Regions from separate parts of the Homo sapiens genome. Here regions 1, 2, 3, 4, 5 and 6 are each linked to region 7. The links are chromatin loops, found by intact Hi-C in ENCODE. Cell type or tissue: IMR-90. All regions are shown on one strand. Region 1 has its middle 140 kb from the start of FDX1. Region 2 has its middle 95 kb from the start of RDX. Region 3 overlaps FDX1 (ferredoxin 1). Region 4 overlaps LOC105369489 (a long non-coding RNA gene). Region 5 holds the start of ARHGAP20 (Rho GTPase activating protein 20). Region 6 has its middle 51 kb from the start of ARHGAP20. Region 7 has its middle 15 kb from the start of POU2AF2.

The links. A loop is a pair of places that touch in the nucleus more often than their neighbours do. Peaks named below come from ENCODE experiments on the same cell type or tissue, not always from the same donor. Only the 100,000 strongest peaks of a DNase experiment are listed, where the experiment ranks them.
Region 1: it touches region 7 in a loop (2.8-fold over the local background); 3 of 110 quality-filtered maps call a loop at or near these places.
Region 2: a loop joins it to region 7, with 5 times the contacts of the local background. A loop is called at or near these places in 31 of 110 quality-filtered maps.
Region 3: a loop joins it to region 7, with 9 times the contacts of the local background. A loop is called at or near these places in 57 of 110 quality-filtered maps.
Region 4: a loop joins it to region 7, with 2.5 times the contacts of the local background. A loop is called at or near these places in 4 of 110 quality-filtered maps.
Region 5: a loop joins it to region 7, with 8 times the contacts of the local background. A loop is called at or near these places in 43 of 110 quality-filtered maps.
Region 6: it touches region 7 in a loop (4-fold over the local background); 3 of 110 quality-filtered maps call a loop at or near these places.

Annotation. Positions count from the first base shown.
Region 1 is chr11:110,563,002-110,567,001 of GRCh38, reverse strand. No RefSeq gene overlaps it. Among named protein-coding and RNA genes, the nearest start is that of FDX1, 140 kb to the right of the region's middle. RefSeq lists an enhancer at 1,561-2,412. In IMR-90, no CTCF peak of the experiment used is centred here; a DNase peak (open chromatin) is centred at 1,551.
Region 2 is chr11:110,199,578-110,203,577 of GRCh38, reverse strand. It overlaps a transcript of RDX not described here. Among named protein-coding and RNA genes, the nearest start is that of RDX, 95 kb to the left of the region's middle. RefSeq lists a silencer at 3,020-3,314. In IMR-90, a CTCF peak has its summit at 2,070 (motif pointing left); DNase peaks (open chromatin) are centred at 2,037 and 3,107.
Region 3 is chr11:110,461,362-110,465,361 of GRCh38, reverse strand. It overlaps FDX1 (ferredoxin 1), which reads right to left. Exons shown (of 4, transcript NM_004109.5): 4 at 478-3,008. The coding sequence ends at 2,894. Among named protein-coding and RNA genes, the nearest start is that of FDX1, 33 kb to the right of the region's middle. In IMR-90, a CTCF peak has its summit at 2,038 (motif pointing left); a DNase peak (open chromatin) is centred at 2,011.
Region 4 is chr11:111,000,462-111,004,461 of GRCh38, reverse strand. LOC105369489 (a long non-coding RNA gene) reads left to right here. Exons shown (of 3, transcript XR_948009.2): 3 at 3,445-3,634. Among named protein-coding and RNA genes, the nearest start is that of LINC02550, 95 kb to the left of the region's middle. In IMR-90, no CTCF peak of the experiment used is centred here; a DNase peak (open chromatin) is centred at 2,011; H3K27ac peaks cover 216 bases.
Region 5 is chr11:110,711,248-110,715,247 of GRCh38, reverse strand. It overlaps ARHGAP20 (Rho GTPase activating protein 20), which reads left to right and starts at 2,811. Exons shown (of 15, transcript NM_001384657.1): 1 at 2,811-3,121. The coding sequence starts at 3,017. RefSeq lists silencers at 2,700-2,859, 2,880-2,939 and enhancers at 2,463-2,964, 3,947-4,000. In IMR-90, a CTCF peak has its summit at 1,877; a DNase peak (open chromatin) is centred at 2,827; H3K4me3 peaks cover 2,346 bases; H3K27ac peaks cover 2,156 bases.
Region 6 is chr11:110,761,846-110,765,845 of GRCh38, reverse strand. No RefSeq gene overlaps it. Among named protein-coding and RNA genes, the nearest start is that of ARHGAP20, 51 kb to the right of the region's middle. In IMR-90, no CTCF peak of the experiment used is centred here; a DNase peak (open chromatin) is centred at 2,105; H3K27ac peaks cover 1,475 bases.
Region 7 is chr11:111,228,976-111,232,975 of GRCh38, reverse strand. No RefSeq gene overlaps it. Among named protein-coding and RNA genes, the nearest start is that of POU2AF2, 15 kb to the left of the region's middle. In IMR-90, a CTCF peak has its summit at 2,401 (motif pointing right); a DNase peak (open chromatin) is centred at 2,355; H3K4me3 peaks cover 203 bases; H3K27ac peaks cover 1,027 bases.

The sequences.
Region 1 (4,000 bases), 670 kb after region 7:
TACAGCAGTGAACAAGCAGTGCACAAGGAAACCTCCCCACCTTCATGGAGTTTGCACTCTAGTGGGGAAAGCAGACAATGAATGTGACAAATGAGAAAATATTTTGTATATCAAATTATAGTAAGTGCTAAGTAGAGAAATAAAACCAGGAAGGGAGATGGAAGTGGCAGGAGCAGATGGAGCTGGTAAAATGTGGGGGCAGGTATCCAGAGAAGCCTCGCTGAGACAGGCAGCTGGCTCTGTGGATATCTAGGGCAAGAGCATTCAAAGGCAACGTGATGAATGGGAAAACTGTCCAAAAGTCTAAAGCCCTCTATGGGTGTGCATGGGTGAGGGAAAATTAATCAGACATCTTAGGTATTTTGTGGAGCTCTTTCCCTTCCATTGCCTCCAGGTTTTGTCAAAAGATTAAGTCTATTATCTAGAATCTGAGCCATTTGACATGACCTCAGAAATCAGCAGACCAACCTCAGATGACCACAGGAGAGGCCACATCTAGCAAAGGTTCCACAGTTAGGAAGTGGCAGGATGTTTCTCGTGCCTTCTCCATGGTCCACATTTATTCCTGGCATTTGCCCACGCAAGAAGCTGGTGATTTGACATTTACTGAGAACCCACCCTGGGGATAAGCCACGTCCAGGTTATGACCCAGAGACCCACTTCCCTGCAACCCTTCTCCAATGCCAAGTGCTGTCTTAGGTGAGGATCTGTGTCTGTGCTGCTTTGGTTTCTAATCCTCTCAGTTGCAAGCACAGCGCGGTGTTCCTTCTGCTCTGTGTAACTCCTGGCACCCAGGGACACCCACAGAGGCCATACATATACTCAGAGCTGTGGCAGTGAACAAAAATGCTTGAGCCTTAAGATTGGGGCAACCCAAAACAGTGCCCAGTTTCAGTCAGGGCAGTGATGTTTGACTCAGCCTGAATCTGAGGAAGTCTCTGACACGTCTTTACCTTCCTTCCATGTGGTACCAAGCGCAGGCTCCACAATGTCCAAGGAGCTGGTTTGAGTCAAAATAGCTCTCCTTACCGTGTGGCACCAGTGTAAATAACTGGTTGGTTTGGTGTCATGCAGACAAAACAACTGCCGGATGGATTGCGGTTTCACTCTTTACCAAGCTCAAGTTGGCACGTGTCTGGGTGGGGCCTGCCAAGTGTGTGGCAGGTTGGGGCACTGCACACGCTACCATCTGCAGTGCTGGAGCTTTAGAGGCCTGGGGTACTTGGTTGGGAGGGTGGGGGCAACTTGAAGGGGGCTAAATGTGGGAAACTGATAACCAGGCTTGTGGCTGAGCATCAGTTCCCTAACCTGGAAATGTCTTCGGTTTTCCCCAGGTTTACCCTCTTATCCAGAGTGAGACCTGCCAGGGCTTTGACGTTCACCCCAGCCCAGCCCAGCCCATGCCTGTGTGTGACTGACCAGGCTACAAAGGCTCTCTCGGAATCTGAGGTTAAGAAAGATGAAGGGCCAGTGCCGCCTGTCTGTCTGCAGTGGGCATATTGCATAATCACAGCTTTCTCTGATCTTTCTTGAGAGAGCTCTTCGTTTCTTCGCTTCTTCCTCTCAGCTTTGTAATACGACACCCAGCCACTGGCCTCTTATCTTTGCTGCCTCCTCACCTCCCAACTCCTCTCTCAGATATACACAGAGAACAGAGACCACTCCTGCTTTGAGGCCTCAAGGATCAAGTTCATTCCCTTAACACCCTTTGCTTGCTGGACTCACTGCTGATACCACAGCCAGGCAAGGACCTTACACTTTCCACCCCGCCTCCCACGCCACTTCATCCTGCCCTCATCTCCTCCCTCTCCAGATTATATCGCATCTCACTCAGGCTCTGGGGACCCATCTCAGGGTGGAGACAGGGTCTGGATTTGAATATTTGTTATGGAGTTTTTTGGCTTCTCCATAAACTAAGGAGACATGAGAAAACAAGATTGCTGCCTTTCTCAGACCACTTTTATGTTTTGAACACTCCTCTGTAGGGCAATAACAAGGAGCCCTGGGCTATCAGGCTGAACCCCCATGTCTGGCTGGAGGAGGGGCAGCCTGTATGGTCCAGCTTAACACTTCTAGGCCTAAACTCAGCTGGGTACCATGGGAGCGGATGTTTTCCACCTATCAAAAACTTTAGATCATTCCCATCACAAATCGGCAATCTGCATCATAAAGAGACTCCCTGCCTGCCCCCTCTGCTCTTAAGAGGGACTGTACTTTAAAGCAAGGAAAAAGAAAAAGATTGCCCTCTTGTAGCTCTTCTCAAAGACGTGGACTGCAGTGAGCAGGGACCGTCCTTCCAAGGTCTCAGACTGCTCGGGTTTCTCAGAGGTAGGAGCAGGATACCCATAACATTTTCGACATTTTTAAAAAGCCAATTATAAAACTGCACAGGTTAATGGCAGTTACTTTTGGTTGTATGTAATTCATGAATCCATGTTAACATGTGGGAAAGTAAGGTCTGACTCCTGACAAAATAAACTACCTACAATCACATGAGTTTTTTGGTGAAAGGTATGTTAAAAATTGGGGATGTAGAGGGGGAACAAAAATCACAAAAGCAGCCATGAGAGGTCACAAGGCTAGACACCCGTGGCAGCCTGCTCGGGGGCTCATTCTGTGTCCCCATCCATTGTGAACCTCTCAGATTCTCATGTGAGGCTCCCACTGCACAGCTCAGCGCCCAGCACACGCACCATAGGACTAAAACACCTCAAGGTTGTTTTTTCTGGAAATACAAACAAGTGACAAAAAATGGATTCAAGTTTTGCAGTCTTTCCTTCCCACCTGTTCCCCAAGAAAAATGCTTTTGAACATGAAATGTTCTGGAGTAAGAAACAGGGAAGCAGGAATTAGATACCACAAACAAGACAATGGACCACTGTAGGGTGGATGATAATAAGAGTGGTGGTTATTATATTACAATATAATGGTGGTTATAATATAATGGTAGTTATAATGTAATGGTGGTTATAATATAATGGGGGTTATAGTATTATAATACTCATGATCACTTGTTGAGCACCTTTTGGCTTTCAGTTTTTTCAAAGCCCATTGTGATATGGGCTGGGTAAGCTCAACGACAACTCCCCATCTTACAGATGAATAAACTGGTCACTCAAGTAGTAAATGGCTGAGCCAGGCCTTGAGTTTAGGTCTCCTGATTACTCACTAACCTTGTGCCTTCTCCAAGTACCAAGCTGCAAGGCTGCTGTGACCTCAAAAGGTGAAGGTTCTACCAGCCCCTTCCACTCCCAACTATTCCAGGTAATTTTCTGGTATCTCAGAACTCCTGTCTCTCACAGCTAAGAAGAGTCTCTCATACGAAAATTAGATCAGCCAGCACTAACCATAAAAGACAAAAACTGATAAATTGATATAAACAAAATTAAACACGTCTCCTTATCAAATTATACCATTAAGAAGATGAAATAGGCCACAGGCCACACACTGCTACATACACACACAGCACATATCTAACAAATCCAGAATACATAAAAAAATCTTACAAATCAAGAAAAGACAAAAAAAAAATCCAAGTTATAAATTGGACAAAGATCTGAAAAGACACTTCACCAAAGGAGATTTACAAATGACCCATAAAATACTTGAGAAATGCTTAACATCATTAGTTATAAGAATATGCAAATGAAAACCACAATAAGATAGCACTCCATACCCACTAGAGTGGATAAAACTTAGAAGACATCATCCAAAGATGTAGGGCAACTGGAACATACATTATTGGGGACAGGTGTGGGCTGGGGCAGAAGAGTGTAAAATGGCATAGCCACTTTGAAAAACTGTTTGAAAATTTCTTCTAAGGTTCATGCATTTACTCTAGATACTTACCTAACGGGAGTGAAAACCATATGTCCACACAAAGACTTGCACACAGAGATTCATTATAGCTTCTATTCACAATGGCCAAAAACTTTAGACAATCCAAACATTTGTTAACAGGAAAACAGATAAATAAATTGTATGTTCATGAAATGAAATA
Region 2 (4,000 bases), 1.0 Mb after region 7:
GGTATCCATCCCCTCAAGCTTTTCTCCTTTGTGTTACAAATAATCTAATTATACCCTTTTAGTTATTTTTAAATGTACAATTAAATTATTATTGATTATAGTCACCTTGTGCTGTCAAATACTAGGTCTTATTCATTCTTTCTACTTTTTTTTTTTTTTTTTTTACCCATTAACAATTCTCACCTCCCAACCTCCTGCTTCCCCACTACCCTTCTTACCCTCTGGTAACCATCCTTTTACTCTCTATCTCCATGAGTTTAATTATTTTTATTTTTAGATCCCACAAATCAGTGAGAACATACAATTTTTGTCCTTCTGTGCTTGGCTTATTTAACTTAACATTAGCCATCTCCAGTTCCATCCATGTAGTTGCAAATGACAGGATCTCATTATTCTTTATGGCTGAATAGTACTCCATTGTATGCAAGTACCACATTTTCTTTATCCATTCATCTGTTGATGGACACTTAGGTTGCTTCCAAATCTTGGCTATTGTGAGTAGTGTTGCAGTTAATATGGGAGTGCAGGTATCTTTTTGATATAATGATTTTCTTTTTGGGGGGTATATACACAGTAGTGGGGTTGCTGGATCATATGGTAGCTCCATACTGTTCTCTATAGTGGTTGTACTAATTTACAGTCTCACCAACAGTGTACAAAGGTTCCCTTTTCTTCACATCCTCACCAGCATTTGTTATTACCTGTCTTAATAGGATAAAAGCCATCTTAACTGGGGTAAGATGATTATCTCATTGCAGTTTTGGTTTGCATTTCTCTGATGCTCAATGATGTTGAGCACCTTTTCATATATCTGCTGCCATTTGTATGTCTTTACTTTTAAAAAAAAAACTGTTGGCTGAGTGCAGCAGCTCATGCTTGTAATCCCAGGAGGATTGCTTGAGCCCAGGAGATCAAGACCAGCCTGGGCAACATAGTGAGACCTCATGTCCCACCCTCCCCAACCAAAAAAAAAAAAAAAAAAGAAAGAAAAATTAGCCAGGTGTAGTGAAGCACACATGTGGTCCCAGCTTCTCGAGAGGCTAAGGTGGGAGGATTGCTTGTGCCTGGGATGTTGAGGCTTCAGTAAACCATGATCATGTCACTGCACTCCAGTTTGGAGGACAGAGCAAAACCCTGTCTAAAAGAAAAATGTTAATATACTAAACTAGACAGATTTTTTTTTTTAGATGAAGTCTTGCTCTCTTGCCCAGGCTGGAATGTGAGTGGCATGATCTTGGCTCACTGCAGCCTCTGCCTCCAGGGTTCAAGCGATTCCTGTCTCAGCCTCCAGAGTAGCTGGGACTACAGGTGCAGGCCACCACGCTCGGGTAATTTTTGTATTTTTAGTAGAGATGGCGTTTCCCCATGTTGGCCAGGCTGGTCTCAAACTCCTGACCTCAGGTGATCAACCCCTGGCCTCAGCCTGCCAAAGTGCTGGGATTACAGGTGTGAGCCATGGCCTGTACTAGATAAATAGATTCTTTAAAGTGTTAAACTAGGCCGGGCGCAGTGGCTCATACCTGTAATCCCAGAACTTTGGGAGGCCAAGGCGGGCGGATTACCTAAGTCAGGAGTTTGAGAGCAGCCTAGCCAACATGGGGAAACCTTAACTCTACTGAAAACACACACACACACACACACACACACACACACACACACACACACACACACACAAAATTAGCCGGATGTGGTGGCATGTGTCTGTAATCCCAGCTACCTGGGAAGCTGAGACAGGAATCGCTGGAATCCTGGAGGCAGAGGTTGCAGTGAGCCAAGACGGCGCCATTGCACTCCAGCCTGGGTGACAGAGGGAGACAACATCTTAAAAAATAAGTTCAACTAGGTTTGCGTCCCTTATTATATATTCTAACACATAATTTAATATATATTCTTGCTATAACTTGATATATATTCTAACCCATGGCTTACCGCTTCACAAATCCTGAGCCTCCTGTGTTGTGAATATCCAGCTCATGTGATTTTTATGTATCTCACCCTCACTACCCTTCAGTTGCTGCTGCCTTCAGCTAAAATACTGTCATCTAATCTCATGCCGCCACCTGGTGGCAAAGCTTGGAAATTTCTGACGTCTCTTCACCTTTCTTTCCCTGTTAGGGAAACTCATACATGCAGTTTTCTCCTTCAGTTCTATTCCCTCTCTTGTGCCTTTCATCTATTAACTTTACTCCCAAATCCTCCTTTCTCATGCTCTCCTAAATTTTCTCATTATTTTCATGAAAAATAATTCTCTTCCTTTGCTCTCTCTGCTCCTTTATGAGTCTAAATCTACATAAATAGTACTACTAGTTAATCACAGTGAGAATAATATTACTAGTGACTATGGAAAAACTACAGCTATACATTTTGAAATGACATTTCTTTTTTTTTTTTTTTTTTTTTGAGACGGGAGTTTTGCTCTTCTTGCCCAGGCTGGAGTGTAATGGCCCGATCTTGGCTCACCGTAACCTCCAACTCCCAGGTTCAAGCGATTCTCCTACCTCAGCCTCCTGAGTAGCTGTGATTACAGGCATGCGCCACCATGCGCGGTTAATTTTCTTATTTTTAGTAGAGACAGGATTTCTCTATGTTGGTCAGGCTGGTTTCGAACTCCCGACCTCAGGTGATCTCTGCCTCGGCCTCCCAAAGTGCTGGAATTACTCAGCCTGAAATGGCATGTCATACAATAAAGTGCCAGCCAGACTAACCTTCAAAGTCTTTGAAAATAGTTAGAATTCCCTTTAAAATGTTCTTAAATTTCAGGTACTATTGAACCATCGAATTATTTCTGGCCAGGTTAACATCAAGCTCAAGTATTAAAGAAGAATTATAAAACCATTAATAAATGTCATTGTTTCTATGTTCCTTTATTACAATCTTTGACAAATTTGGAGTTTCTACTGTATTTTACTGCAAAGACTCAGCTTTTCATTATGGGTTAAACTGCCTAGAAACAAAATCACTCTTCATGACGTGGTTTCCATGGGAAACAGCCCACCACAGCTGCCCTTTTGGTTCATAACTCATTCGTAAGATAGAGATTGCTAGTAACTGCATTTCTAATTGTTTTACCCACAAGGTTAGAAAATACTGTAACCAGTATTCTCCCCAGTCAGGGAACTGACTCATGGATACGTTTGGCCAGTTTAGCAGTTTCTTTGTCAAGTTAATTCTGACTTTGTTTTATCTCTAAGGGATATATCGGAGAATGGCAGGTGAGTCAGCTGAGGAAGACAGACCAGAGAGAGTAGGGCTGAAATTGACCTCTTTAATTCCGGCAATGCCAACGTGTCTGCAGAGGAGGTAGTTTTCATGGTTTGTTTGTCTTAACCTATCCAGTCTTTTAGTAGGCAGGTACTGAGAATTTGCTTATTCAAAAACATAGCAACTATTGATTTCAGAGTAGGCACTATAAAGTATTTTGGATCCATTAGTCTGGTTGCTACCTGAAAATAACTTTAACAATGCCTCGGTTAATCAAAAGAGAACTTCACATAAAATATAAAATCTGGTAGAACACATTACTGAATGACATGAAGTTCTGATTTTTATGGCTTTAAGACAAGACCTACTATTCTAAATAATAGGTCTTATTATTGAAAGAGACTAGTTAGCTTGTGTAGAGTTGCTGCACTATTTGAAGTCTAGCATCTATTTAAAAGGAAGGTTTAAAGTTATTCTTATTTCCACATTCTAATCGTGGAGTTTCAAAGGTGGACTGGAAAAAAAAAGAGGTTAAAGATTAGGCAGACAGTTTGACAATAACAGGCCCTACATAATCCAGGCTGACAAGAGCGCCCTGATGTTGCAATGTGCTGAGCAAGTAGTCAGCCTGCCCATTCAGCTTCCTACTGTGTTCTTTTGCTAAATGCTTTCTAATCTCTTAATGTCTCTTTTGAAAGGTGGGGACCCAAACTGTATGCATTGTTCCAGATGCGCTCTTGCCAAAGCAGCATAAAGCAAATGTAACCCTTAGGAAGAAGGCTCCCTCCCTCACTAGGTA
Region 3 (4,000 bases), 770 kb after region 7:
GTCACTTCCACAACTAGCTCATAAAGAGGATCCAGTTCTGCCTGGCATGCATGCTCTTCTGAGGATGCCTGCCCTTGGAACCCAGGCGCCAGGTTGTGAGGAAGTCCAGGCCACACAGAGAAGCCACGTGTGGGTGTTCCAGCCAGTATCTTCTCCTAGACCCCCCAGCTGATGCCAACAGCAGACACCAGTCATATGAAGAATATGCCTGAAGATGATTCCAGAACCTGGCCTTTGAGTCATCTAGCTTAAGACCTAATACATTGTGGAGCAGAGACAAGCTATCCCTGCTCCGTACTCTAAATTCTTGACTCACAGGAACTGTCTGAAATAATACAAGATTCTTGTTTTAAGCTACTAAGTTTTGGGGTAATTTGTTTTGCAGCAATAGATAAACCAACACATTTACCTACAACACACATATATCAAATACAGAAGGATTTTTTCAAACTGAAAAATCACCTTTATACAAACCAATTATAGATTATATCCTCCATTTAATAATTTTAGAAGGTTTTATAAAATAACACAATTAAACTTCATTTGAACTTTTCTAATTTGAAATATAAGACAATTTATACTCTAAATTTTAGAGTGCTTTGGTTGAATATAATCATTAAAGTAGCTCTGGAAGGAGAGTTTAGGTAATCCACACACAAAGACAAGAATAATGAAGCTAATTAAGAGAATAAATTGGCTTTGAAGTACTTTAAAATTATAGCACTGCTATGGTTTGAATGTCCCCTCCAAAACTCATCTTGAAATTAAATTGCCAGTGTAATGGCATTGAAAGGTGGGTCCTTTAAGAGGTGATCTCCTTTAAGAGCAGAGACCTCATGAATGGATTAATGCCGTTATCTCAGGTGTGGGTTAGTTATGTCAGAAGTGGGCTCCTGATAAAAGGATAATCATTTTGCCCTCTTGCTCTCACTCGCATTCTCTTGCCCTTCCACCATGTAATGATGCAGCAAGAAAGCTGTCACCAGATGCCAAGCAGATGCTGGTACCATGCTCTTGGACCTCCCAGCCTCCAGAACCATGATCCAAATAAATCTCTTTTCTTTATAAATTACCCAGTCTGTGTTATTCTATTATAGCAACAGAAAATTAAGACAAGCACTCTCCACATAGAAAGCATTCAATAGTTATGGCCAAGCACGGTGGCTCACATCTGTAATCCCAGCATTTTGGGAGGCTGAGGTGGGTGGATCACTCGAGCTCAAAAGTTCAAGACCAGCCTGGGCAACGTGGTAAAACCCTGTCCCTAGAAAAAATACAAAAATTAGCCAGGCGTGGTGGTCCGTGCCTGTAGTACCAGCTACCTGGGAGGCTGAGGCACGAGAATCCCTTGAAACTGGGAGGCAGAAGTTGCAGTGAGCCGAGATCATACTATTGTACTCTGGCCTGAGTGACAGAGTAAGACCCTGTCCCCCGCTCCCCCCACCAAAAAAAAAAAAAAAAAACTACTCAATAGTTATTAAGCATCAAATGATACTTCAAGTTCTTCCTAATCACTTTTTACATATGAATTAGTTTAAAATCTTATTTAGCAGAACTAGTCAGTTTAGTTCAAGCAAATTATCTGCACATACATACATATTTTATATTTTCCTAATAAAAGGTGAATTCCCTGATGGCATTCCTTGTCTTGTTCACCTCTGTGTCCCCAATGGGCATAACACAATGCTGTATGTCAAGCATTGTACTAGACAAATATTTATATAAATGATCAAGCTGCAATAATACACATGAAGCTAACTCAATTGTCTTATAACCTCTTTCTACTAATTTGTTCTGCTCTTCCTCACAATTAGTCCAAGTTAGTTGATGTTTTATTATATTTCCAAAGACCATACTGTGTACCCCTTTGTTAACTTTTATGAATTTATTTATAGTAAAGATAAGAGTACGAATGTCTTCCACACATACGTGGTAATCTGTGGTGCTTGCCACTCCCTCACTCCTGGGACTGACACACTGCAGCCCACGCTGCTCACCCTGCAGCCCCATCCTTGCGTGAGAGAATGGCGCCACCTGGGGCTGTGCAACGTGTCAGCCTGCTCATTCCCTTCTCCAGCTCAGGACAGAGAAACACAATTCATTCATAAGGTTTCCATTCTGTTATAGGCAGAGATTTATAAATCAGCATTATTTTTCAAAGAGTACAAAGTTAAACCATTCTGCTTAGAAAAGAATAAACACATCCAATCATTTTTCCTCTAGTTTAGTCAAAACAGAGATCAAACTTCTTTGATAGCATTATAATGTCTACGTCCAGACTTAGTCTTCCGAATCAAAATTTTGAAATATTTATTTATAAGGTCAATAACTATCTTTGAAGTTAAGCAGTTTACTGAGCAATTAAATATTTTTGTCCATACACATTCAGATTTAACTACTACTATAAATAAAATAGTCATAATTTCTCCAGTTTCAGTCTGAACACATAGCTTATAGGAATAAGACACAGGTTCTAGCACAGATTTTCTAATTAGTGGTATGGCCCTAAACAAGCCAGGTTAGATCTCTGCCTTCACCCACATCAAACAGGAATAATAATATATTTCCTTAACCTATCTTCTAGGTAAACAGATGAGATTATATGAAAACATTTTGCTAAAGTCGCTAAACAAACATAAGAAAAAAATATGTAAGGTTTTTCTATCACATTAACTATTTTTTAATATTTGATTGACATTTTTGTAATATAACCAAAATAAAAATTGCATACTTTCAAGAATGACAAAATTCAGTAGTTATGCAAGGTGAATTAAAATAGTAAAGCTAGTCATAATATGAAGTCCACTCATCCATGTTCTCATTTAATCACTTTAAGAAATAATAATTATAAAAATAGGTAAAATTCCATGAAAATATTCCTATTTGTTCTAGTTCAGGAGGTCTTGCCCACATCAATGGATTGTCTGGCATCAGCCACTGTTTCAGGCACTCGAACAGTCATATTGTCCATAGATTTTGTCAAACAGATTTGGCAGCCCAACCGTGATCTGTATGGAAAAGGGGGAAGGTATGGTTTAGTATTACGTATATATATTCACAAGGCAATGCAGTTGTTTAAGATAGTCTTTATATTTTCTTACCCAAAGCAGTCAGGGAACTTATTAACCTTTTAAATTTCCTTTATGTCAAAACAGATATAACCAACCCTATCAACTAGAGAATAACAAAAGGTAAATATGAATACAATAAACTTGGTGTACCAAAGCTTCATTTTAGCCTTTGGTTCCTATTATCTATTAACTGTTTCACCAGACCACTACTTTTTGGTCAAAGAGCTGACAAGCAAGGAAACAATCAGAAGGCACAATGGTGGAGAACTGAGGTTATTAGCAAGGCCAAGAAAATGATTAATCAATTCCTAGATAATTAAAACCACACAGACTATAAAAGAAAGCTACACTTTTTAAAGCCTTTAAAAGAAGAAATCTGGAATAAATACATAGACTTAAGTCATCAATTATAAGAGCATATTTTTTCTCAAATTTTTACCATCTCTGGAAATCAAGAAGCATCTTAAAATCAATGGAATCTTACAATCACTGCTACACTGTCAGGTAATGGTCATGTCACAGCTACAGATTTGGTGACAATATTCATACAGGGGTCTCTTCAACTTAGTTATGCAAAGTATGTAAGTACACATGTCGAATTTACCTACTTTTCAAAATAGTCTAAAAAGATTACAAAATGAAAATGAAGAAGAATACAGAAAGAAAGCAGGGTGTAAATTTGGAATTAATAAATATTTGTCATTTTAAGAATGACTAATTTCCTTTTTTTTTTGCAGAATTACTACTAATTTTATTTTGTGTTTATTTTCCTTCTTTTTTTTTTTTTTTTTTTTAAGACAGGGTCTGGCTCTGTCACCCAGGCTGGAGTGCACTGGCATGATTTCAGCTCACTGTTAACCTCCACCTCCCAGGCCCTGGTGATCCTCCCACCTCAGCCTCCTAAGTAGCGGGGACTACAGGCATGCACC
Region 4 (4,000 bases), 230 kb after region 7:
GGAGGCAAGTTTCTGAACCTTAATGGAACCTAGGTTTCCTTATCTGCAGAAAGGAATAAGAATATCAACATCCTATAGTGGTTTTCAAGAATTATTATAACGGATGCATAGTACTCAATGAGAGGTTATAAGCAATATCCCTCATATGAAATATAGGTCCAATGGTAATTCTGGATGAATGTTGCCTCTTTCAAGGAAAATATTTTCATTGTATCAGGGACCTAGTGATTGTAACAGACTCATAGTGATTTCCAGGAGGGAAATCTCTGCTTTAATTGAGGGTGCTAACAACATAGTGATAGTGGGAGTGAAAGTTTTAATGATGGTTTTTAAGTGAAGCTCTTCTTTCACACTATATTGGGACTGATTGTTTCTGGTGGGGTTTCAGTGAGTGGAACTTTCTGTGAGCCTCAGAGTCATAACCAGTGGGGTCTGCACAAAGAGGGGCTTGCCCTTCATTGAGGCTACTGGCTCTGTGCCTTCCTGAGCAATACATGATACCCCCATTGGGAAGGCAGTCCTGTTATGTCCAGGGCACTTCTTGCCAACAGGAGGCCCCTCCACCCTGGGATAAGCAGAGAGAAGAACCTATGCTTTCTTTAGGCATGCACAGCATCCTTATTCCAGAGGTTGTTGCTCAGTGACATACCAGACCAGAACTCCCTGAATCAGGCACCAGGCTGTGAGCAGACTTGTAGTTTGAAAAAGTTATGCAGGTGATTCTGGCATGTTTTCTCACTATAGTTCCCCTGCCCACAGCTTTACTGACACTCACATCTTCCATGCCACTTGAGAATCAATGTTCTGTAGTTGACCCGTGAACTACATGGACTGAACACACAGGTCCAATACATGGATTTTCCTCCATCTCTGCCACCCTTGAGACAGCAAGGGTGTCTCAAGACACCTTGAGACAGTAGGTACATATGATATGCTACCTACTAAATATGGGTTAACCTACTGTTTATGTTGTCAACAAGGCTCTTGGTCAAAAGAAGGCTAGCAGTATTTAAGTAGTAGTTAAATTAGTAGTAGTTAAGTCAAAAGTTATATGTGGATTTTCAGCTGTCTGGTGGGCCAGTGCCCATAACCCGTATGTTGTTCAAGGGTCAACTGTTTTATTTGGCTCAATTCTGAATGGGCACACTCTTCTTGAACAATTGTACAAAATAATAATCAACAATGTCATCAATGTGGATTGACTTTGTACAGTTTCTCTTGAGTACCTGAATCTGAATATAATTGCTATGTATTTAATAATTTTCTGTGCTATTACAGTTTAACCCTAATAAAATCACATTAAGAAGGTTTCCCCAAAGAGAAAATCAACTTGACAAAAAATTCCATAAGCCAAGGGTCAATATCGAATATTATGGCTACCCAGGGCTTGAAGTGGCATTATGTCTAGCCCAGCTTGTTGCCATTTAGAGTCTTTCCCTGATCAGGAAAACATACTGGACCTAAAAAAAAAAAAAAAAAAAAATCCCTTCTTAGACACCTAATGTTCAAGGAATTAGTAGTTTCCCACCCCATTTAACTTGTTTCTACATATCATGATCTAGAATGTTCTTTTATGAACCCCCGATTCCACCTCTAATGATAAACTGAGGCAAAAAGGGAGGAGAGAAAGGGAGGAAGAGAAATGTGGAGCAAATATACAATTCTTAAGCACTTATGATGTGCCAAACAGCAAAGAATGAGTAATGGGACTCATCAAGAACCTACTGTCTACATGCAGATTGTAAGTGCTGGCAATATTGCCCTTATTCTTTACGAGATTATAGTCAGTTTTCATCGGGTAACTGAGTGCCGCCAGTTGTCATAGCAGCAGGATTGGATCAATTAGTAATTGAAAATCAATGTAAATAGTTACATAACATAATTTTCTGCTATTCTAGTGAAAAACAATTACTATAAACATATCGCTATGCTTGGACATTAGGAGGGATTCTCACCAAAGGAAACATTGGCATGACTGAAGCATTCACATGCACTGGGCTCATGTTTGAGTCACATCCAATCCTCATATGACTCACCATTGTTAGCAATCAGAAAATGAAGGCAGCCTACTCACATCTGGATTCTGATCATTGGCTCACTATGGAAAGTGCTGAAATGTCCTTGCTTTGGAATAAAGAAATACAAGCCAAGAATAAGGGGACGAAGGCCCATTGTCAACTTCAAAAGACACTCTTAGTATCCTTACGATTCTTTTGCTTTGGACAGTTTGGATGATACATCCTTTTACTCAGGAACTAGAAGTGAGCAGCAGGAAGTGAAGGCCTATTTGGGGGACTTTAGGACTTGCTCCAGAGGATGAGCAGTTATCATGAGGGAGAGAAAGTTTGTGTTGCTGGTCAGCAAATACCAAGTGCTTCCTTTCTATTCTCTGGGACAAAATCATCATTGCACCCTTCCTTGGAAGCATGTTGTGGCTGGTACTGCTGGTACCCTTCACATATCCCCCTGGGTCTTACATTTCAGTGCTTATAGCACTAATTTACAATTTGGGGCACGTTTGCCTGAGAGCTTTCTCTGACTTCTAGAGACAATCTGTGCACAGCCATGGAAGACTAGAAATGCTGATTTGCTACTTCGGAGAGCCATCAACCAATACCTGATGGAAATGGCAAATGAATTTTCCTACTTTCTTGCCCCTTGCTGGGGTGACTCTGAGGCTCCTACTTTACAGTATCTCCTACAATCCTCTAGGAGGATGAAGCTTCAGGTGACTACGGCAGTTACTTGCTTCACATTACATTCTTTATGGTTGCCTTCTCTTCTCCAGCTCTACTGGGTTTCCCTGCCAGTGTTTCCTGGGTTCACTTCCCAAATAAACTACTTGCACTTGAATCCTTCTTTCAAGGTCTACTTTTGAAGAAACCTAGACTAAGACTTATCATACTTTTTCTTTTCTCATCATGCATTTTCTTACTTGGTCTAACCAGAAGCTTAGATAATTAAGATCTCTTGATCTTTGATCTCTTGATCTTGATAAACCAGTGTTGAAAATCTAAACACTCACAGAGATGCAGCAAGTTACCTAAATGGGAGAAGTGAGCTGGATAGATATTATGCTAACCAGATGGTACATACTCTGTCTCAAAGAGCCAGCTGCAACTCAGCCCCAGCCAATTGTTGCCACATGGAAAAGTGGGCCCAATGTGGTCACATCGAGTTTCTCATGAGAAGACCGAAATCTAGATTTTTGTGTAGCATCTCTTAATATGTAAATATTGGCCACAAATTCAGATGCTTTTATAACACTGAGCTGGCCAAATAAAACACATCTGTGAGCCATATTTGGCCCAGGGGCCACCAGTTTGCAATCACTATTACAGAAATGCAACCCTTAGCAGGAAATTCACAGATAACATTTAAAGCAACAAGGGTTGCAGCACTTAAAATGGATTTTCACAGCCATTATCACATCTCTTTTAACAGAGCCCATCCTCAGCCCACCCACAAATGGCTGTATCCAGCACTGCATATCTGCTCAAAAAACAAAAGCGACCCAAGTGGAGAGAGAAAGCTAATCATGGGCTTGGCATCTGATTGTGGTCTGGCTTAATACATTATTCTTAGAGCCAACTGGAAAGGAAACCACCACCCAAATCCGTCACGACGTGTGCTATCACAGTGAGTTTAAATTGGGTGGAAATGTTGTGAGTTTAATAAAATAGAACTGCTGAGATGTACATATATATCCGGGTTTAGCGGATAGCTTTTCCAAGGGCATTGTGATGTCAAATATGTTTGGCAGGTTCAATTCTCTTAGCACCCACATTTGCACTGTTTGTAAGATGGGGGTGATTGGAAGCACATGTGCTAATAGTAACTATGCATAATGTGTGAAATTAAGGAAGTGTGGAAGTTTCACTCATGGTCCTAAGCTAACCCTTTGCAGTTGTGTGGGGGGAGAGGAGCAGAGAGTTACATCGTTTTTCTTCTTCTTTTAGGAAACAACTTGAAGCTTTTAGCCTACCTTTCATTTTGCCTG
Region 5 (4,000 bases), 520 kb after region 7:
GTTTGAGCATATTACTTAATATCCTTGTGGCTTGGTTTTCTCATCTATAAAATGGGGTAGTAAAAGAAGCTACCTCATAGATTATAAAGATATAACTAAATTAATGTGTGTAAAATGCTTAGAACAGTGTCTGGCATTAAGTAAGCACTCAATAAATGTTACCTGTTACCCACAGGTACTCACTGGCATTAAGTAAGCAATCAATAAATGTTACCTACAGTGGATGCCCCATGTGTATGGTTGGTGTGTGGAGGTAGCTAGATAAGGAGAAATAAAGTCAGGAAGATTTTTCTAAGGTAATTATTGATTCAAATCTGGGAGATTTATTTCCTCAACAAATATTTACTGGGCATTTACTATGCACCAAGTATTAGATATTTAAGTGTAAAGTAATAGGGGTTGGAAATATAGAAGGAAAACTTCCCACGCAATGCAAACAGCAGGTTCAAAGTCACAAAGATGTGAGAAGGCAAGGCGAGTTCTTGGAAGGTGACTTCTTGGCGAATTCAATGTGACAGGGAATAGGGTGAGAGTTGAAGAGGAGCAATAAATGACAAGAGAAATAAGTGGAGGCAAGGATGTCTGTTTATAGGCAGTCTTGCATATCATACTATGGCATTTGAAATTTATTCTGTAAACACAAGGAGCCAAAGAAGGGTTTAATCAGGGGAGTGATGTGATCAAATTTGTGTTCTTAAAACACGATTCTGGTGATAGCATTAATCTGAGCAAAGTCAGTTTTCTTTAGGTATGGGACAGTTTTCTATGCAAACCAAAACTAATGGGTTTTGAAGTAAAAGCACTTAAAAATTAAGAAGTAAGAGTGAGTTTTCCAAATCTGCAGTAAAATACTACTTTGATTTGGAACATGTAGTATTGATCACAGATCAAACCTGTGCAAAAAAGAAGATCACAAACAGAAACATGGGACACTCTGAGTGAAACAACCAACTCTACCAGTCTGGCCCTTCTAAGATCTATCTCATAACCCTTGTATGCCTCATTAATTCCCTTAGCAAACGAACATTTATTGCACCAGACACTGCTTCAAGCACTTGGTATACGACAAAGAACAACAATAACAACAACAACAACAAAAGCCCACAAAAGATTCCTGCCCTCTGGAAGCTTGCATTTCTCTGAGATATAGATAATAAACACTAAACATACTAAGTAAATTACATGATATATTAGAAGGAGATAAGTGTTATCGAAATAAAACAGAGTAAGGAAAATTGGGAGCGTGCATTTATGATAGGAACCAAAAGAGGCTAACGAGTTGTAAGTGGATGATTTCAGCAAGGAATGAAAGGAACTGCAAAGCCCTCTGCGTGTAGAATTCATGACAAACTCTATGGTGGGGGCAAAGTCCTGTCGCTGCACATGGGTCTCAGCTGCAAAAAGAGAGTAGCCATGAAAAACTGTGTGTGTATATGCACACATACATAAACACAATAATAGATGATTTACAAATCATACATGTGATTTATACGTGTGTGTGATTTATACGTGTGTGTGATTTATAAAGCCTATGTAAGCCTACTTTAAACAGTGTGAGGTGGACAAGGCTTAAAACGGGCTGGAACATTTTCCCCCTATTATTTCCACAATAAACCATTCCTGGGCATGGTGGTGATGTGTGCGCGCGCGAGTGTGTGTTGGACAGCATCCCTTCCTTGGAACAGAGCCGGCCAGAGCCCTATTCTTCTACAACCTGTCCTAATAACAGCCTAACCTGGCAGGAACCTCGATTTTTTTCTTCTTACCACAAAAGCAAACCAAACCCCTTCCACAACCTAATATCATAGCGTGGTGTCCTTCCTCACTAATCCGCCACTGCTTCTCTAGTCCTGACTCCAAGGGAAGAATGCCATCTACCGAATCATCCGTACCAGTCAACCAGCCCCGCAAAGTGCAGCAACACTCAGCTCAACGCGGGTCAGCTCCAAATCCTCTCCCTCTGATTATTCTTTGGCCTTTAAAATATTTTTGCCTCTATTTGGGCTGACAGGAAGTTATGCTCTCGGCGCAGATATCTGATAAACACTTCCACATATTGTAGCCTTCTCAATAGCTTAGCCAAATTTCGGCGTCCTCGCTCTGTCTGCATTTTCCTTCATTGCTCTTTCACGTTTGGAATGCCCCCGTCTCTGCAGCCTGCAGACAGCGGAAACCGCGGGTGCAAATGTGCAGGGGCCGCTGACATGACCGGCTGCAGAAGCCCACTCAGGGTTACCCGAACAGGCTAGCGTTCGGGATTGCACAAGAGGTCAGGCGATGCTGTGGGCTTCCAAATTTGTACAGCTGCGACACTCTGCGACGTGCCACCCTATCCCCAGTGGGGTGGGGTGGGGGATTCCCTCCGCAGTCCGCTGAAAGCGAGGCAGGAATCACTGCAACTCCTCTGCTCAGGCTGAGGTCGCCACCGCTCCGCGGATGCACGCGCTGCAGGGGCGCCTTCCGCCGCGGGCACGGCGCGGGAAGGGATGGGGTCTGGTGGGAGTGGGCAGGTGGCGGGAGAGGCGCGTGTCCGTGCACTAGAGGCCCCCGTGCGTGACACAGGCCGATGAGCTCCTGCGGGCTGCACCCACGCGGAGTCACAGACCGAAAAGGTCAGCCGGTGGCCGGTGTGCTAACATATATAGAGAGACGCCCGCCAGGCGCGCCGCAGGCTGGGACGAGGCTAGGAGGGCCCAGGCTGGAGGAGGGCTGAGGAGGGCTGCGGGGGCGGGCCCCGGCGCAGGGCGCCCGGAGCGGAGGGGGCGGGCCCGAGGCGGGGCGGGCCGCGGCGCTGACGGGCTGTCGCCGCTGCACTCGCCTCCAGCCCGCGGTGTCGAGCGCAGGCGGAGGTACATGGCCCCGACGGGAGGCGCGCGGCGAGCACCCGGAGCTCGGCTCCCTGCCTGAGCACGGCAGCCGCGCCTCCGCCCGCGCGTCCTCGCCCCTCCGGCCGGCAGCCCGCGGACATGATCGTGTAGCCTCCTCCTGGGCTGGGATTTGTTTGAAGATTTTCTTCATGGAAGCGATGTCCCCCCAGCAGGAGACTCTAGGGGGACAGCCGGGGCGCTCCTCTTCCCTGACAGGAGTGTCTCGGCTCGCGGGAGGCAGCTGCACCAAGAAGGTGAGGACGCTGAGCGGGGGCCCGTGCCCTCCGCCGCCGCAGCCCCCACTGCCGGCGCGCGCCCTCCGCGCCCGCCACAGCAGCGCGCTAGGCGGACGCCGCGGGAATTTGACGCTCGAGGCTCGCGGCCCCTAATGAGAGTCCCAGAACACTTCCCGCCCTTGACGGCCAGCGGCAGCGCCGCCGCCTCCCGCAGAGCGCCCGCTTCTCCGTTTCTAGAGCCTTAGTCTCTCCTCGAGCGACCTCGCAGCCTCCCTCCCGTCTCCATCCGCCGCCGGTTCTGCAGCCCGGCTCCTCCCTCAGTCTAGGCGCGCGGGCTGTAGTGGGCGATCGCCTTTCCCCGACCCCTCGCCGTGCCCCTGGGCCTCCCGAAGTGGCCTGGGCGAGCACTGACTGCCCTTTGGCGGTGTCAGCCCCAAAGTCAGGGCCGGCGATGTCTGCCCGGGAGCGGCAGCCGGCGCTGAAGAAGGTAGGCAGCGGGGCTGCGGCGCTGGTGGGCTCGGCCCCCTCACCTGCCCGCCGAGGCGCGGCTGCTCCATAGCAGTTTTCGGGGGGCAGATATGGGGAGTACTGCCCCCCACACCAGGGTCCTGGATGATTCCGGGTCTCCCAGGTGGGGGTCACAGTTTGAGGGGCGACTGTGGATGATAACGCTCGACACTACGGGGACATGTAGGTTCGGCTGGGCCTAGAACCGAGCAGGGTGGGGGCGGGTGGGCTGTGGTTGGGGGTCCTGAGGGCTGAGGTGGGGGACCTTCTCCCTGCACTGGTCCCTGGCCCCTGGGACTCTGGCCGGGCTGGATAGGGATCCGGGTGTCGGTGTGGGCGTGGGGGCAGCGCGTGTTCCCTGTCAAAGCTGGGAGAGGGATGCAGGTGACA
Region 6 (4,000 bases), 470 kb after region 7:
ACACAAGATAATGTTCAATTAGTAGCATATTTAATAGGAAAAGATAAAAATGTAAGTGAAGAAGAAAAGGCTTAAGATTCTAAAGACTTAAAGTTTTTAAAATGTTCTTGCCATTTGATCCAGTAATTTCAACGTTAAGGAGTTTAGGAAACAATCCTAATTAGAGAAAATGTCCTAAATATAAAAGTTTTCTGCAGTTATTTATAATATCACAAACCATAAAAAATAAAAAAGCTACATATATGATAATAGAGACATAATTATCATAAAAATATGTGTGATACAACTACTTGACAAATTATAATGTAATCATTAAATATAATAGGTATAAAAAACATACAATGACAAGGGAACATGCCAATGACATAAAAAAGTAAAAAACAAGAAGAAAAAATTGAAAGTATTATCTAAATGCACACACAGACACACACATGCATGTGCATGTATGCACATAGAAACAGAACTGAAGGGAAATAGGCCAAACCTCCCAACAGAGCTTGGGTTGGAGTATGGGGATTATAGGTGACTTGGTGATTTATTTCCTTTATTGGGAAAGGGACCATGTCAAAATTCACCTTCTATATTTTCTATAAATAATACACTGCTTTCGCAAATCTTTAAGTTATAATGTACTATTCAACATGGTTTTCTGATCTTCCTGAGGAACATTCAGCAGGCTGGGAACAGAATCAGAGAAAGCTAATAGTTGAGTTTTCTCAGAAGTAAAGAAATTTGAGAATCATAATTGTGGCATCATGAGCATCACCGACACGAGGTCGAAACAGGGTCATGGCCTGAGAAAATGTGGTCAGACAGGAAAATATTAAACCTTTGTATTTTGGAAATTAAGTCAGTGTGAGGGCCAATCTGAAATAAATGGATAGCTTCTTTGGTCTTATTTGAAGACACTATTATAATAAACTAATTCATCTGATTTCCCAGCCTGCATGAAGTTAGAAGCAGTTAATTGAAGGAGGCATATATATATGAAACCAAACTGGATGGTCTAAGCTGCTGGATATAAGATCTCCTGCAATGAGAAATAGGAGTTGATCCTACAGAGGTAGCAGCCACAAGGACCAGAAAGCATAACAAGCAAATTGGGACCTGAGAAAGGGGCAAATATTGTACACCCTGAATAGACACATATGACATCATTGTATTACAGCACAGCATGAATTACAGCATAGCAACTCATACTTGAGACAATAATTCCCACACCACAAACATGAACCCAGTATCTTCCTGATATGATTTGGCTGTGTCCCCACCCAAATCTCATCTTGAATTGTAGCTCCCATAATTCCCACATGTTGTAGGAGATAACTGAATCATGCGGGTGGTTCCTCCCATACTATTCTCATGATAGTGGATAAGTCTCACGAGAGCTGATGATTTTATAAGGGGTTTCTCCTTTCACTTGGTTCTCATTCTCTCTTGTCTGCCACCATGTAAGACATACCTTTTGCTTTCTGCCGTGATTGTGAGGTCTCCCCAGCCACGTGGAACGTCCATTAAACCTCTTTATTTCTTTATAAATTACCCAGTCTCAGGTGTGTCTTTATCAGCAGCGTGAAAACGAATTAATACATTTCCTTTTAAATTTGTGAAAAATCAATGAGAAAATGTATATGAAAGCACTTTGTAATGTGCCAAATGCTACATAATTGGTTCATTATAATTTTTAGCACTCTGTGAAGGAAGACAGTAATACAAATAATGCATTTTTAAATGTGTCTATCCAAGCCAATTAATTTTTTAATTGGCACTTAAAATTATCATTTTTATTGATCTAGAAATTTTATTTTTGTAGAATACCTCATTTTCTAATACTGCTGAATAAAAAAGATGTTATTGTTCCCTTGGGATGATGTCTCATAACTTAGAACAAATGACTTATTCATATTTTCCAGAGCAAATCTGAGAGATAGAGAGCAAGACAGCAAGAGAGAGAGAGAGAGAGAGAGAACATAATAGCTCAGGACACCTGGGGGAGGGAATGCCACAGATGTGGAAAGGAGCAGAAAGAGGCAGCAGGGTTGTCTAAAATAAACTTTCCTTACTCCCCACTTTTGCTGTGTTGGCCAGTGACTGGCTGCCAGGCTGCATGCCAAATTCCAAAGGACAAGTAAATAAACAGTTAATGCAAGTTATTCTGCAAATTTGCACATGCCCGCCCACACAAGCACTAAATTAAACTTTTCCCAGCTGAAATCAGGCTGCAGGCAAATAAGAATTGTTACCTCTTCTTTCCTCATTAGACATCCTCACTGTGACTTTGGCTCTGGGAAATATTTGGTTGGCAAGCAAGGAACTAGTTAATTTGAGCCCTTTTGCCCAAGTCAGATTCATTCCTGAATATAGCAACTTTACTTGTTGTCCTTGAGAAGAAGCTACAGACAGTGGTGTGGTCAGATTTATGCCTGTAGAAAAAACAATCCCACATTCCCCGAAATGTCTTAACTTTGACCAGCTCAAACTGGATTTTATTGCTATTTGATTTCTAGAGGGCCATGTGCCTGACCTCCCAGGGGAATAGACAATGCTCAGAATGAATATTGAAATACCAAGTCATTATTTGCTCTGGGGGACTGCCAGAGCTGCCTGCTGCCTGAGTTTTAGGGGAGCCGAATAAGGGGTTCCTATTTTAAAAATTCAAAGTAAAATAATTATCCGTGGTCCCCTCCAGATAGCACAAAATGAAGCCACTGCAAAGAGTGATGTACCAAAATAAGATATATAATGAGAAAGAGCATTTTCTTATTGTGATCAAAACCTGGTGGTGGGGCCCAAGACCAATCATTGTAAGTGGATCCCTCACCTACCCTGCCCAATACTTGTATGCAGATGAAACTGAAAAATGTATGGCAAGGGCAGCTTTGAGTTGGAAAAGTATATTTAAAGGCCCTACCAACAACCTCCACGAGTAGCACGTGCTGAAGGGGAGAAGCCATGGTGAAGGAAAGCCCATGGGGAGCTGATTATAGACCCAGGAAGCACATGCCTGTTTTCAAGCTTGCAGCATCTTAGCTGGTGCCTTCTGTGAATGCCTCATGTATCACAGGCAGAGGCAGCTAGGCATCACATCAGAAGAATGAGCTAAGGATTCCCCAGGCACTTTTTTGAGGGCTGGCAGTTCTAAAGGTCATCCTGCTAAAATGGGAAGTAATTTCATGGGTTGGTGGTGATTCTGCCTTTGGTAATAATAAACAAAGTTGAGACCAATCATAATATTTAGTATCCCCCACTATGTAGTGATGAAGGAGAGTAGTTCTGATGAATTCTGATTGCTTTGGAGGAAAAATGCAAAGAAAATTAATTTTCCCCTTGGGGGTAAAGTCCTCACCACTGGAGGTTAATGGCCCCTCCCAGAAGTGGGTTTGAGGCTCCCATTAGGAATAAATATCCTGCTTTATTTTTAAGAGGTAGCATTTCACTTAATTATAAAAGTACGCCATAATTTTAAAAAAATATAGGGCTCCCTTACACAATTTACTACCCTTGAAAACTATAACAACACATAGGGATGTGGCTCCTTGCTTGGATGGGACCAGACTGGAATGCTGGGTCAGAGTACAACATTCACCATGGATGAAAGACAGGATGGCTGATTTGAATGAAAGCCATCGCTGAAGTTTCCTGTAACCATGGTAACCAAATCAGAAGCACATATTAATGATAAGCAAAAACAACTGGCAGTTTGCCTAGGCATCACTTAGAAGTATTAACTTCCTAAGGTGAGTGCCATGAACAGTCTACAGAAAAATGGTTCTAGAACAAGTCCATAGCATTACTTGTTCTGCCTGAAAACACACATACACACACACCCACACCCCACAGGCTTGTTGCTTTGGTGGCAGTGGTACAGGTGTGCACTATCAGTATCTGTTGCAGATACAGAAGCACTACATGAGATCAGGGAGAAGAGCCCATTCCTGGGACTGATTTCTGGGATTTTGCATCTCTTCTTTATTGAGTGGACTCCAAGCAGAGACTCCCA
Region 7 (4,000 bases):
GAAGGCCAGGCACAGTGGCTCATGCCTGCAATCCCAGCACCTTGGAAGGCCAAGGTGGGCGGACCGTGAGGCCAAGAGATCGAGACCATCCTGGCCAACACGGTGAAACCAATGTACCACATTTTCTTTATCCAATTTATCATTGATGGACATTTAGGAGCATTTCTATATATATTTTAATCCTCAAACTTTGGTTCATACTGTTTTCTCCACTGGTAACATTTTCTTCTGTTGTTTACTAAAATTTTATTTATCCTTCAAATCTTATCTTATACACATGTCCTCTGTGAAGACTTTCCTGTTGTCCCTGAACTGAAGGTGATTCCTTCCTCATTTGATCCCTGCAGATCTCTCTATTGTATTTGTTTTTCTTCTCTCAACTGTACTTATTCCTTTACTTGCTTTGTGTTCCCATTAGATCTTGAGTTCTGAGAAGGCTGAACTACCTATCTCCTGTAAAATGTGACCCAGAACCTTTTAAATAGTAAGTGCTCAAATATTTACTGAACATAGGGAAATTCTCTGAAAGGTGGTGAGGAAATAAAATGGAAGAGTCACTGAATGACTGAGTCCAGAAAAATAGCTTGATATTTTTCTGAACTGTAACATGAGAGATAAATAAACTTTATTTTGAAGACACTGTAACTCAGGGCCTGTTACAGCAGTTTAGCCTTTCAGGCATATACAATTGGAAACACGACTATGTTAAGTATGTTATGACATAAATACATCACTAATATAGACATAGGAAGGCTCATTCATTCATTGATCCCTGGGGATGATCAGTTCTGTATGATAAATAAATAAAGACCCAAGGGAGATCCCTTTAGCCTACATAAGTTTAGGGAGCTCTTCAATGGCCTGAGCTTTTGCAATAAGGAGAAACAGCAGTCTGGCAGCTGTGGCAGGAATCTGAGATCAAGTGGAGAGGCTCCTGACACGACTCTGACCAGCAAAACCATCTGACCGCTAGTGAGACTGAGCCCTGAGCTCAGCTTAGAACAAAAGGTGAAGTCACACTTCACTCAAGGATAGAGTCAACATTAAAAAGTGAAAATAAAGGTGAGTCAAAATAGAAAAGAGAGAACGGGGCAGGGGAGCCTGAAACTTTAGGGAGCTGAGTTACAGAGGCTAAAGGAAAGGTGAAGGAGTGAGTTGCAGTGTCAGTCCTGATATGCCCGAAGGGCAAGTCCTTGATGGTCAAATAGAAGAAATGCCATCCTCTGCCTTGGTCTGAATACTGAGGGGTTGCTGGGGCTGGGGTGCCTGGAGAGCAGATGTAACAAAGCCCAGGGGCAGAGAGAAACATCTAGAGTATCATTCTTAGAAAACATAACAGAATATCAATGCCTGCAGGGTCAAGGGTTCCATCACACCTTGCACGCTGCTAACCTGAACAGACTTGGGACCAAATCTGTACAGACTGACCATCATTCAACCTGGCATAAATTGACACTAAACTTGGCCACTTCCTGAATCTGATTTTGTCTGTTTTCCACCTCTCCTGTCTGATCCTTTGAATGCTTGAAATTTCCCCATCTCCCCAGGTTTCTAGAGGTGGAGTGAGGGAGCCCAATCAGCTGCCTAGTTTCCTGAGGTTGGACCCTGGCACAAACCCTTCTTATCAACCATCCTGAATTGACTTCACCAGTTGACAGCCTCATCTGCACCTGACACCAATGTATGAACATTGCTCAGAGTTCTAGAAGCTGTATTTAAACCTCTCCCCTCAGACTGAATCTCCTATCTGCCCTCCTTTCCCTAACTCTCCTTATTCACATGCCTAATCTAGACTACAGTTCTTTTGGGGGTGTTGAAATCCATTGACCTGACCTACTAACCTCCCTCACATAAAAGTTCTTGACCCTGGCCGGGCGCGGTGGCTGACGCCTGTAATCTCAGCACTTTGAAAGGCTGAGGTGGGCGGATCACCTGAGGTCGGGAGTTCGAGACCCCTGGCCAACATGGCGAAACCCCGTCTCTACTAAAAATACAAACATTGGTCAGATGTGGTGGCACGAGCCTATAGTCCCAGCTACTCGGGAAGCTGAGGCAGGAGAATCGCTTGAACCCGGGAGGCGGAGGTTGCAGTGAGCCCAGATCGGGCCATTGCACTCCAGCCTTGGCAACAAGAGCGAAACTCCGTCTCAAAACAAAACAAACAAACAAAAACAAAAAAACCCGAACAACAACATAATAGTTCTTGACCAGGCTGGCATAAAAAGGACATCTTTTAATGATGCGTAGCTGTAGGCTAGAGGGGAATGCAGAAAGGAGGCTTTGAGCATGAGTAGTTTTTGCTTTCGATTCCCTTTTCCTGCCTTGGGCGATCACGATTTCCCCTCTTGCCTCCTTTCACCAGGGACATTCATTTGGGAGTATTTTCAGTTTAAGCCACTAGGTGGTGCCTCAACCCTATCCGCAGCTCGCCAAAAGGGCTTGCCCCGGCAGCTGGGCAAGAGCGAGGATTTTTTTGGGAACTGCAGTGACCTGGAAGGAAGGTACTCTTTTCTTCCTGAAAATCGCGGACATCAACCTGAAATGCTCCTTCCATGACTGGTTGCAGAGAAGGAATCCATTTCCCGACCTTCCCTGCCTATCCCTCCAATTCTTTCCCCTACGCTTTGCTGTGGATCACTACATAGCATGGCACATAGAGGAGGTGCCTCTTTCTCTGAGTGGTCTGGGCATGCAGAACTCTCTAGTTTACCACAGGTGGGAAAGCCATGTGGTTAAGGGCACAGGCTCTGAATCTATAGGGCCAGGTTTGAATCCCGGCTCCACTTACAAATGATGTAAACATGGGCGAGTCACATAGCTTCTCTGTGCCTCAGTTTCCTCATCTGAGAAATGGGGAGAAAGACATTGGCCTGTCTCAGGATTGTTCCATTGTAATGATGTAGCTGTTATTTATTAGCACTAGATTTATTTGATCCAGTTAGACACTAGATGAAACCAAGCAAACTTTGGTCCTTGGTAGGCTCCATTTGCCATCTTCCTGGCCCTCACGATAAAATACGAGCCCACATCTTTTCTAGTCTTCTAAGAAGGATTCTTGGTATGCCTCCTCCTTCCAGGACTGAGAGAACGCTACTTCTCCTTCTGACCACAAAGCTGACACAAGATTGGTAATCTGCTCCCCTGGCCTTGAATTTTTTTCTGTGGGAGGCAGAACCCCTACACTGTAACTCCAGCGTTCCAACTCAAAGTTGGCTGCCCCGCCCCCCACATCCTGCCCACAATCAGCTTGCTCTCGGCACTCCCTTCCCTTGTAACCATTGTGCATCTAACTTGGCACTTTTGTTCTGGTTTACATTTCTGGGTACTCTGATATAAAACCTTTGAAATCAGTTTGGTATAAAATCATTTATTCAGTGATTCTTATAGCCAGGTACTGTGCCAATATGCTTTGTATCTGCTGGGCATTGTTACTGGAGTGCGTGTCTTCCCTCCCAGCAGTCTAGGGGTGGGAACCGGCTCTCCTGTCTGTCTCCACATTGCAAACAGTAGGGACTGCAAAGTCATTGGTTCACTGGCCAACTATTGGATGCACGGAGCTGTGAAGGGAGAGAACACAGTCAGCCCCCTGGATACAGTAGTCCTCTATTCTTTATTAAGTTTAAAATGAAATTCCCATCTTCTTAGGGGCTTACTCTGAAAATCACTAAGAGAATAACCTCTACTCTATTGATAACAACTCTTGGCCTCTCCGACTTCTCTGAACTGTTTGTGCTTTATGTCCTTCCAATTTGTCCTCCAGTTAGTGGCTTCTTGACTGACTGTTGGGGGTAAGTGAGGACTGGATAATGGGGAAAATAAAATCTTCCACGAGCTGAGGATTTTTGAGATGATCCCCCTCAGGTGTCAGGGTCTTGAAGCCTTGGGAGCCGTTCCCTGCCGCTAAACAGCTGTTTGATTTCCTCAGCTGGAGAACTAGCCCTTTCTTCCTGACCGGCTCACGCAGGAGCTGAACCTTTTGGTCAGGAGAGGATTTCTGTGT